Linked DNA regions of Homo sapiens: region 2 is linked to region 1. A link is a contact called in ENCODE Hi-C or POLR2A ChIA-PET data. All regions are on one chromosome and are shown on one strand. The core of a region is the stretch at or near the end of the contact, and the rest is flanking DNA. Distances in the headings are between cores, read along the strand shown.

Region 1 (3,491 bases), core at 371-2,870:
TCATTTCCTATTATTTTCTGTCTCTAGCTATCGGCCCAGTAACTAGCACGTAATAAAACATGGATAAATGTTTACTAATGTTACTGAAACGGACTTTTGTTTGGATTAAGAACCCTACAAGAAAGACAGAAAATGTCGCCGGGCGCAGTGGCTCACGCCTGTAATCCCAGCACTTTGGGAGGCCGAGGCGGGCGGATCACCTGAGGTCAGGAGTTCGAGACCAGCCTCAACATGGAGAAACCCCGTCTCTACTAAAAATACAAAATTAGCCAGGCGTGTTGGTGCGTGCCTGTAATCCCAGCTACTCTGGAGGCTGAGGCAGGAGAATTGCTTGAACCTGGGAGGCGGAGGTCGCAGTGAGCCGAGATCGCGTCATTGCACTCCAGCCTGGGCAACAAGAGCGAAACTCTGTCTCAAAAAAAAAAAAAAAAAAAAAAAAAAAAGAATGACAGAAAATGTCATAGAAAGTGCGCAATATGTTACTACAGTCCGTAATTTTACGAATTCCTTTCTCTTTCATCTTCTTAAAGGGTCTAACATGTTAGCATTAGATATCTAGCTATACTTAACCTGAGAAATTTATCAATATTTCATTTTTCCATCTAAGGAGGTGAGGTCCATGATAAGGAACGATTCCATCTAAGGAGGTGAGGTCCATGATAAGGAACGATTCCACCTAAGGAGGGGAGGTCCATGATAAGGAACGATAAGAAGTAGCTAAGAAGCTCCATGCCATTAATCCAGGAATCTTAGCTTTAGCGTTTCTCAACACTTAGTAACCCAACCGGCATTTCCCGCCCTGGATTTTGGAGTAGGAGGTTTCTAACCACTTTTTCTTTACGATACTTTCCAAAAACATGGTTTCTATTTAATGTATGATAATTTCCAAAAACAGGTTGCAAAAGAAGACTCCTTCTTGTTGGTGACTGATATGAATAACTAGATGAAAGCTTACCAAGGACATAAAGTTTGCGCGGTTAGTAATTTTTGACGACTGCCTTACTCCCACCTCCCTTATTTTACAGACATGAGGATTCTAGCTTGAATGATGAAGACATCTGCTCAAGGGCCCACACTGTGGGTCGATATTACACATCTACTTTTAGAACCCTAGTTTCCTGAGTCCCTGACCTACGTTCCTTCCATGAAACTGAAATCCCAAGCTCACGTGGGTGTATACGGGACGCTAAGCCCCGGGTGGCCCCGGTCGTGCTCAGGTTCACATTCCTGATCCGTCCCGCGGGCCAGGATGGGGGAACCGGAGGTCGCATGGGACCAAAACTGTGTAATGCCGATGCGCTCTTGCCGCGGCGCCGGCCTCGAGAGGGCCACAGTGGCCCAACCAGCCTGAGGTCTCTCGAGGCGCGGACGACCGGCGCAAGCCTCCCACCCTCACCAGGGCCGCGAGCTGCGGAGGTGCAGTCTCCGCCCGCGGGTCCCTAACGCGCACGGCGGCGCCCTCTACAGGGTTGAAGATCCCTCGGGAATCTTGGAAACTCACTGCGCGGACAGGTCGAAACGGACATCCCGATCCTCCCAAAGCGCATCCAGCACCGACATGGTGAACAAGGCCCGTGGCAGGATCTCTCCACAGCCGTGCAGGCCTAGCTGCGTCTCTCTGGCTCCAAGGCAACGGGCCGCCTCTGTCACGACGTCTACGGCGGGCGCCGAGACTCAAGCTTCCGCGAGAGTGCGCGCGCGTCGCCCAGCTCTTTCGCGTCGTTAAGCCGATTTGAGATGCGAGGCAGGATTTAGGAGTCTCTGAGAAGCCCAGCTGTGTCCGCCAAGGGGAGCGTGCCTGACCTCTGGGCGACCTTCCTTGCCTCCAAACAGACATCCTTTAGCCATTTTACCCCTCTCCTTATTTCTCTTCACCGTCAAGAGATTCAGGTTATTAGCCGGGCATGGTGGCTTCTGCCTGTAATCCCTGCAGTTTGGGAGGCCGAGGCTGGAGGATCACTTGAGGCCAGGAATTCGAGACTAGCCTGGGCAACATAGCGAAACTTCATCTCTACAAACACAAACAAACAAACAAAACCAACCCAAAATTAGCCAGGGGTGGTGGTGCACGCCTGCAGGCTCAACTACTCGGGAGGCTGAGGCGGGAGGATCTCTTGAACCCAAGAGGTGGAGGCTGCGGGGAGCTATGATCGTGCCTCTGCCCTCCAGCCTAGGTGATAGAGATATAGGATCAACAGGTTCGTATGCCTGCTGTGCAGTAACAAACCCATTACACGAAGACAGCAGAGTTTGCAGCAGGGAAAGAGTTTAATGATTGCAGGGCACCTAGCAAAGAGATGGGAAGAGATCCTCGAATCTATCTTCCCAAGAGTTCTGGGCTGAGGTTTTTAAGAGGATCACAGAGGGCGAGGGGCTGGAAAATTGGGGTCCTTGATTGGTCGGAGTAAGGGAGATGAAATCATCAGGATAGGGAAGCTGCATTCTTTGCTGAATCAGTTTCTCACGGGTTCCTCAGACCAGCTGGCATCAGTGGGATCCTTCAGGCCAGCTGAGGCAGTAGTTTCATTGGTATGCAGGATCTGAAAGACTATCTCAAAGGGAAAACTGAGTATTTCATAATGTTCAAGTTGTTCTCTATAGAGCAATAGAAGGGAACTATAATCTTGTGACAGGGTCTGCATGATTCTAGGACAATAGGCACCAAACAACTCTGAGCAAGCAGGTCAGAGAGGAAGCTGACCTCATGATTAATGCCGAATTGGCTGCAAGCTTGGTTTATTTTTGTCCCCTCCCCCACACTTTCTTCCCTGATTACTTTTATAAATTTTATTGGGATGGTTTTAGAATGAGGAAAAAAGAAATTTAGAGTTAAAGCTTCAAATTCCTTACCTGGGCCTAGCTCAATGTGGCCCTGCCTATGTCTGCAACCTCCAACCACCCTCACTTCTGGCTGCTCTCTTGCCAGACAGGGCTCAGAGACTTTGGAGGGCCCCCTTCCTTTGCCTGGAACACTGTTTCCCCAGACCTCTGCATAGGCCTGCCCTTTGTCACTTAAATCTCTGCTTGGGCTGGGCGCTGTGGCTCAGGCCTGTAATCCCAGCACTTTGGGAGGCCGAGGTGGGCGGATCACCTGAGGTCAGGAGTTCGAGACCAGCCTGGCCAACATGGTGAAACCCCATCTCTACTAAAAACCCCAAATTAGCTGGGCACGGTGGTGGACGCCTGTAATCCCAGCTACTCGGGAGCCTGAGGCAGGAGAATCACTTGAACCCGGGAGGCGGAGGTTGCAGTGAGCCGAGATCACACCATTGCACTCCAGCCTGGGCAACAAGAGCGAAACTCTGGCTCCAAAAAAAAGTCAAATCAAATCAAATCAAATCACATCTCAGCTCACATGTCAACTCCAGCAGTCCCTGATCCTTCTGCCCCACCTGCTGTGAACAACCCGAGGACAGACACCTGATCTATCTAGTTGACTGCTTTGAACAATACCCAGCACAGAGTAGGACCCAGTAAATACTTCTTGAATG
Region 2 (3,742 bases), core at 965-3,464, 120 kb after region 1:
GGAGCACAAAGACAACAACAATTGAGGAACTCTTCAGTACAGAAAGGAATGTTTGGAGCCCTGGCTGCTACAGTGAAAGGGCACACACACACACACACACACACACACACACACACACACACACACACACACACACACACGCTCGCGCCTGCGCGCCCACGGGCGCACTGGAGGGAGCCCAGCCCCTCCCGCACTCGCGCTCCTCCCTCCCGCCAGCCGGCGGCCGCTCTTTGTAAGTCGGAGGTGCGGGGACGCTCATTGACTATGCAGCGCGGCCCCAGCGGGCGTCGGACCGGCTTGACCCCGGCGCGGTCTCGTACCATCGCCTCGGCCGCCCGGAACCGGCATAAATCACCCGCGAAGACTGGAGTGCAGCATCAAGCCCCCTCGCCGCCTCCCTCCTCCCGCTCCGGTCCGGTCGCCCCCTCCCTCCCCAGACCCCGGCTCTCCTGTCCCCAGTCCTGTCTCCTCCGCGCCGCACAGCGCCCAACACTATGCAGGGAGGCAAATAGAGAACCAGTGACTTTGGCCAGAGCACAGACCTCTGGATTTCCCAATCCAGGAATCTCTCCCACTCTTTCCCACAACGCTGCCCGCTCCACCTTTTTTTCTTTAAGCCTAAGTTTTCTCTTTTTGTGTCTATTTATCTCTTTTTGTCTTTCCAAAGTAACACCTATCCTTTCCCTCCCCTAGCCCCCACACCTAAAGCTGCGCCTACCACTGCAGCCCACGGAAGCTACGCGATCCGGACTGTTGGGGTCAGCAGAGCCCCGGACGACCTGTGCCCCGGGGAAAGGGGCTGGCAGTAATTGGCAGGTTCTCGCCCCTGGGGAAGGGAGGCAGCGGGAACCTGTCCAGCGACCACGTGCGTTCAGGGCTGTCTCCTCCATGCGTCACGGCCCCTTCGCTGGAGGGAAAGGGCTCCTGACTTCTTGGACCAGGATCCGGAGCCTGGGACTAGCTGCCGCGCTGGTTCAGGGGCTGGAGCTGGAGATGATGGGATGGCCTCAGGCCCGCAAACAGCCCCTTCTCACACAGGGTTCCCACCACCGGGAAATAACTTGCATCAACCCTCCTTTTTTACCCCTCCCTGTGGGCTCTGATGTCACGTACAGGCTGAGGACGTGCGCTGAGGGCGGGTGTAAGGCCACTTGTGCTTTTGGCTTCCGGGCCCCTTGCCAGCCTGTCCAAAGCGGCCCCAAAGAAGGGAGGCTAGGGGTTCCCTGAACCTCTCGTGTTTCTCCTTCTTATAAAAGGGTACCGGAACCATGGAGAAGACGTTCGCTCTTTTTCAATTTTGCTTCAAAATGAGCAGACTTGTAAGAAGCACGATCTGGCCATGACACCTGTAGATGTGGTGCTGAATAATTGCTAAATAAGGATCCAACCTCCCCAACAAAGATCCACCTCCCTCTCTAATTTGTAAAAACACAAAGCACCCCATCTCAGCAGCCTGTATCCTATCAGGGGAAACCAAGATATCCGAAGGAGCCTAGAGAGATCAGGCCAGGAATGAAGGTCACAGATCTCCATCCAGCAGGCTCTTTACTCCTTCCCTTCCCTACCCCCGCCTCTTTCCCTTTCTTTCTCTTTCCTTCATTTTTACTTGTCTGGTTGTGCTTTCCTTTTCCATTTCTTATTTTTTCTTTCTCTTCTCTATTCTTGACTTTCCTCCTCGTCCATTTCTTTCCATTGCTCATTTAGTAAAACTGCGTCCGTGCAGATTTCCCCGTGAGCCGCCTCGCCGGCTTCTGTGCGGGGCAAACCCTGCGGAGAGGCGAGGGCAGCGCGTGTGCACGTGTGAGTGTGCCTGTGAGAGTGTGCGCACAGGAGTGTGCTCTTGTATGCACGCGTAAAGGGGACTGTGTATGTCGGCGTTGAAGTGTGACTGTGGAATGTGCGCGCGTGTGTGACTGGCGTGTATGAGTGAATCTGTGTCAGTTGGTGTGACACTTAGGAGTGCATGCGCCTGTATGAGTGCGTGTGTGAGTGTGCACACGCCTGTGTGAGTGTCCCTGTGTGAGCACGCGTGTGTTCGAGTGCCCACTCCTCCCCGCGCTGCAAAGTGCAGGGGGCGGGCCGGGCGGCAGGGGGCCTGCCCGCTGGATTCCCGCATGCTTGTTCCGGGGCGGTCGGGTCTAAAGGGCTTTATGCACTGTCTGGAGGGTGGGGACTGGCGCGGGTAGAAAACGGGATGCCTCGGGCGTGGGGGCAGGCTTTTGGCCACTAGGAGCTGGCGGAGGTGCAGACCTAAAGGAGCGTTCGCTAGCAGAGGCGCTGCCGGTGCGGTGTGCTACGCGCGCCCACCTCCCGGGGAAGGAACGGCGAGGCCGGGGACCGTCGCGGAGATGGATCGCGGGCCGGCAGCAGTGGCGTGCACGCTGCTCCTGGCTCTCGTCGCCTGCCTAGCGCCGGCCAGTGGCCAAGGTAAGAGCCCAGCCAGAGCCTCTCGTGGAGCCCCCACTTCCCCGGCTGTGGCAGGGTCGGGTCCGCGGGAGGCCGGAGGGGAGAGCGTCCGGGCAGGGGCTAGGGCCGGGCGGCGGCGCGGGAGCTGCTCCCGGTGGGGCGCTCAGGTTGCTTCGCGAAGCCGGAGCGGGAGCGCCCCTCTTCGCTCGCCAGGAACTGAGCGGCAGCAAACTTGAGAAAGCAGCCCCGCCAGTTTCGGTGACAGCGCACCCCACGGAGACCCTGTCTTTGTTCCCACGGGCGTTGGTCCGATGCTCCTGGAAAGCACTTTGCGGGAGAACGAGGTTCTCCGCCGTTTGCAGCCTGCCCTCCCTAGCGGAGTTCTCTGCTGGGCGGCGCGGTCCCGGGCTCTGCTCAGAGCGCAGCTTTCCACCTGCAGCGCCCCTCCCGGGATCCCTTCGCGCGCCCAGGGCCGCGGGCCAGAGCACTCCTCCCACCACCGGCGAAACTTGGTCCCGCGGTGACCCCCAGAGACCGCTCTCACCATACAGATCATTTACGAGCCAAGATAAGGCCGGGAGGTGGGATTGGCCGAGAGAGTGGCTGAGGGACTGGAGTCTTTTCTTGAAGTTTTCCTTTCCAGCTGGGAGCTGGGGGCTTTTGTGTTGATGAATGGGGCCCGTCTGCATGGCCAGAGTTTTGGGGATCGAATGCAGAAAGTTTCTAGTATGAAGTGCTTTAAACTTCTCTCAAGTTGTCCGATAGTTTATGTTTTAACAGAAACAGAGAAGAGGGAAAGAGAGGGAGAAAGAAGCGGAGAGAATAAAACTAGTAAGAAGGGAAGAGGAGAGAGCGTAAGAGAAGCAAATAGGAATAAGGAAAGAAGGAGGGAAGAGAACGACTGGGGCGGGAGAAGAGAGAGAGAGAGGAGAGAGAGGAGAGAGACAGAGAGAGAGAGAGAGAGGGAGAGAGAGAGAGAGAGAGAGAGAGACAGAGAGAGACAGAGAGAGACAGAGAGAGACAGAGAGACAGAGACCCGGCCGAGGATGAATGGGAAGGGCGAGGAGGAGGCTGGAACCGGCGAGCTCTCCCCCTGGCTTTGCGTTGCTAGGTAGCAGCCGGGAGCTGCGTGTGACCGACCACCAGACAGACAGAGGGGACGCTGCTGCCACCGCAGGGACTAATCTGTCTGTGGGGATGGGAGAGTCCCCCCTTTCCCCTCCTGCTCCTTCCCTCCCGTCGGACAACTTAATTGCCCTACAATGAAAATGAAACCCCTATTGTTGTAGGATTAGCCAAAGCAATAAATTGATTTTCCTGGATCACATATTGGGGT

What was found. Hi-C counts contacts between places; a loop is a spot of excess contacts on that map. ChIA-PET counts read pairs that join two places held with the same protein, here RNA polymerase II (POLR2A). Pooled maps may share reads with other maps.
Region 2: a map of naive thymus-derived CD4-positive, alpha-beta T cell shows a loop between it and region 1 (5-fold over the local background). The contact joins the promoter of LRP2 here to the promoter of BBS5 in region 1. A Hi-C loop is called at or near these places in 3 of 168 maps with a recorded cell type or tissue (CD4-positive, alpha-beta memory T cell and naive thymus-derived CD4-positive, alpha-beta T cell), 1 of 37 single-sample maps with no recorded cell type and 12 of 50 pooled maps. POLR2A ChIA-PET finds 5 or more read pairs at or near these places in 2 of 52 experiments (H1 and MCF 10A).

What each region holds. Positions count from the first base shown.
Region 1 is chr2:169,477,623-169,481,113 of GRCh38, reverse strand. BBS5 (Bardet-Biedl syndrome 5) reads right to left here and starts at 1,620. Exons shown (of 12, transcript NM_152384.3): 1 at 1,502-1,620. The coding sequence starts at 1,560. RefSeq lists enhancers at 1,347-1,686, 1,697-1,806.
Region 2 is chr2:169,361,006-169,364,747 of GRCh38, reverse strand. LRP2 (LDL receptor related protein 2) reads left to right here and starts at 2,214. Exons shown (of 79, transcript NM_004525.3): 1 at 2,214-2,427. The coding sequence starts at 2,349. RefSeq lists enhancers at 1,096-1,729, 1,730-2,363.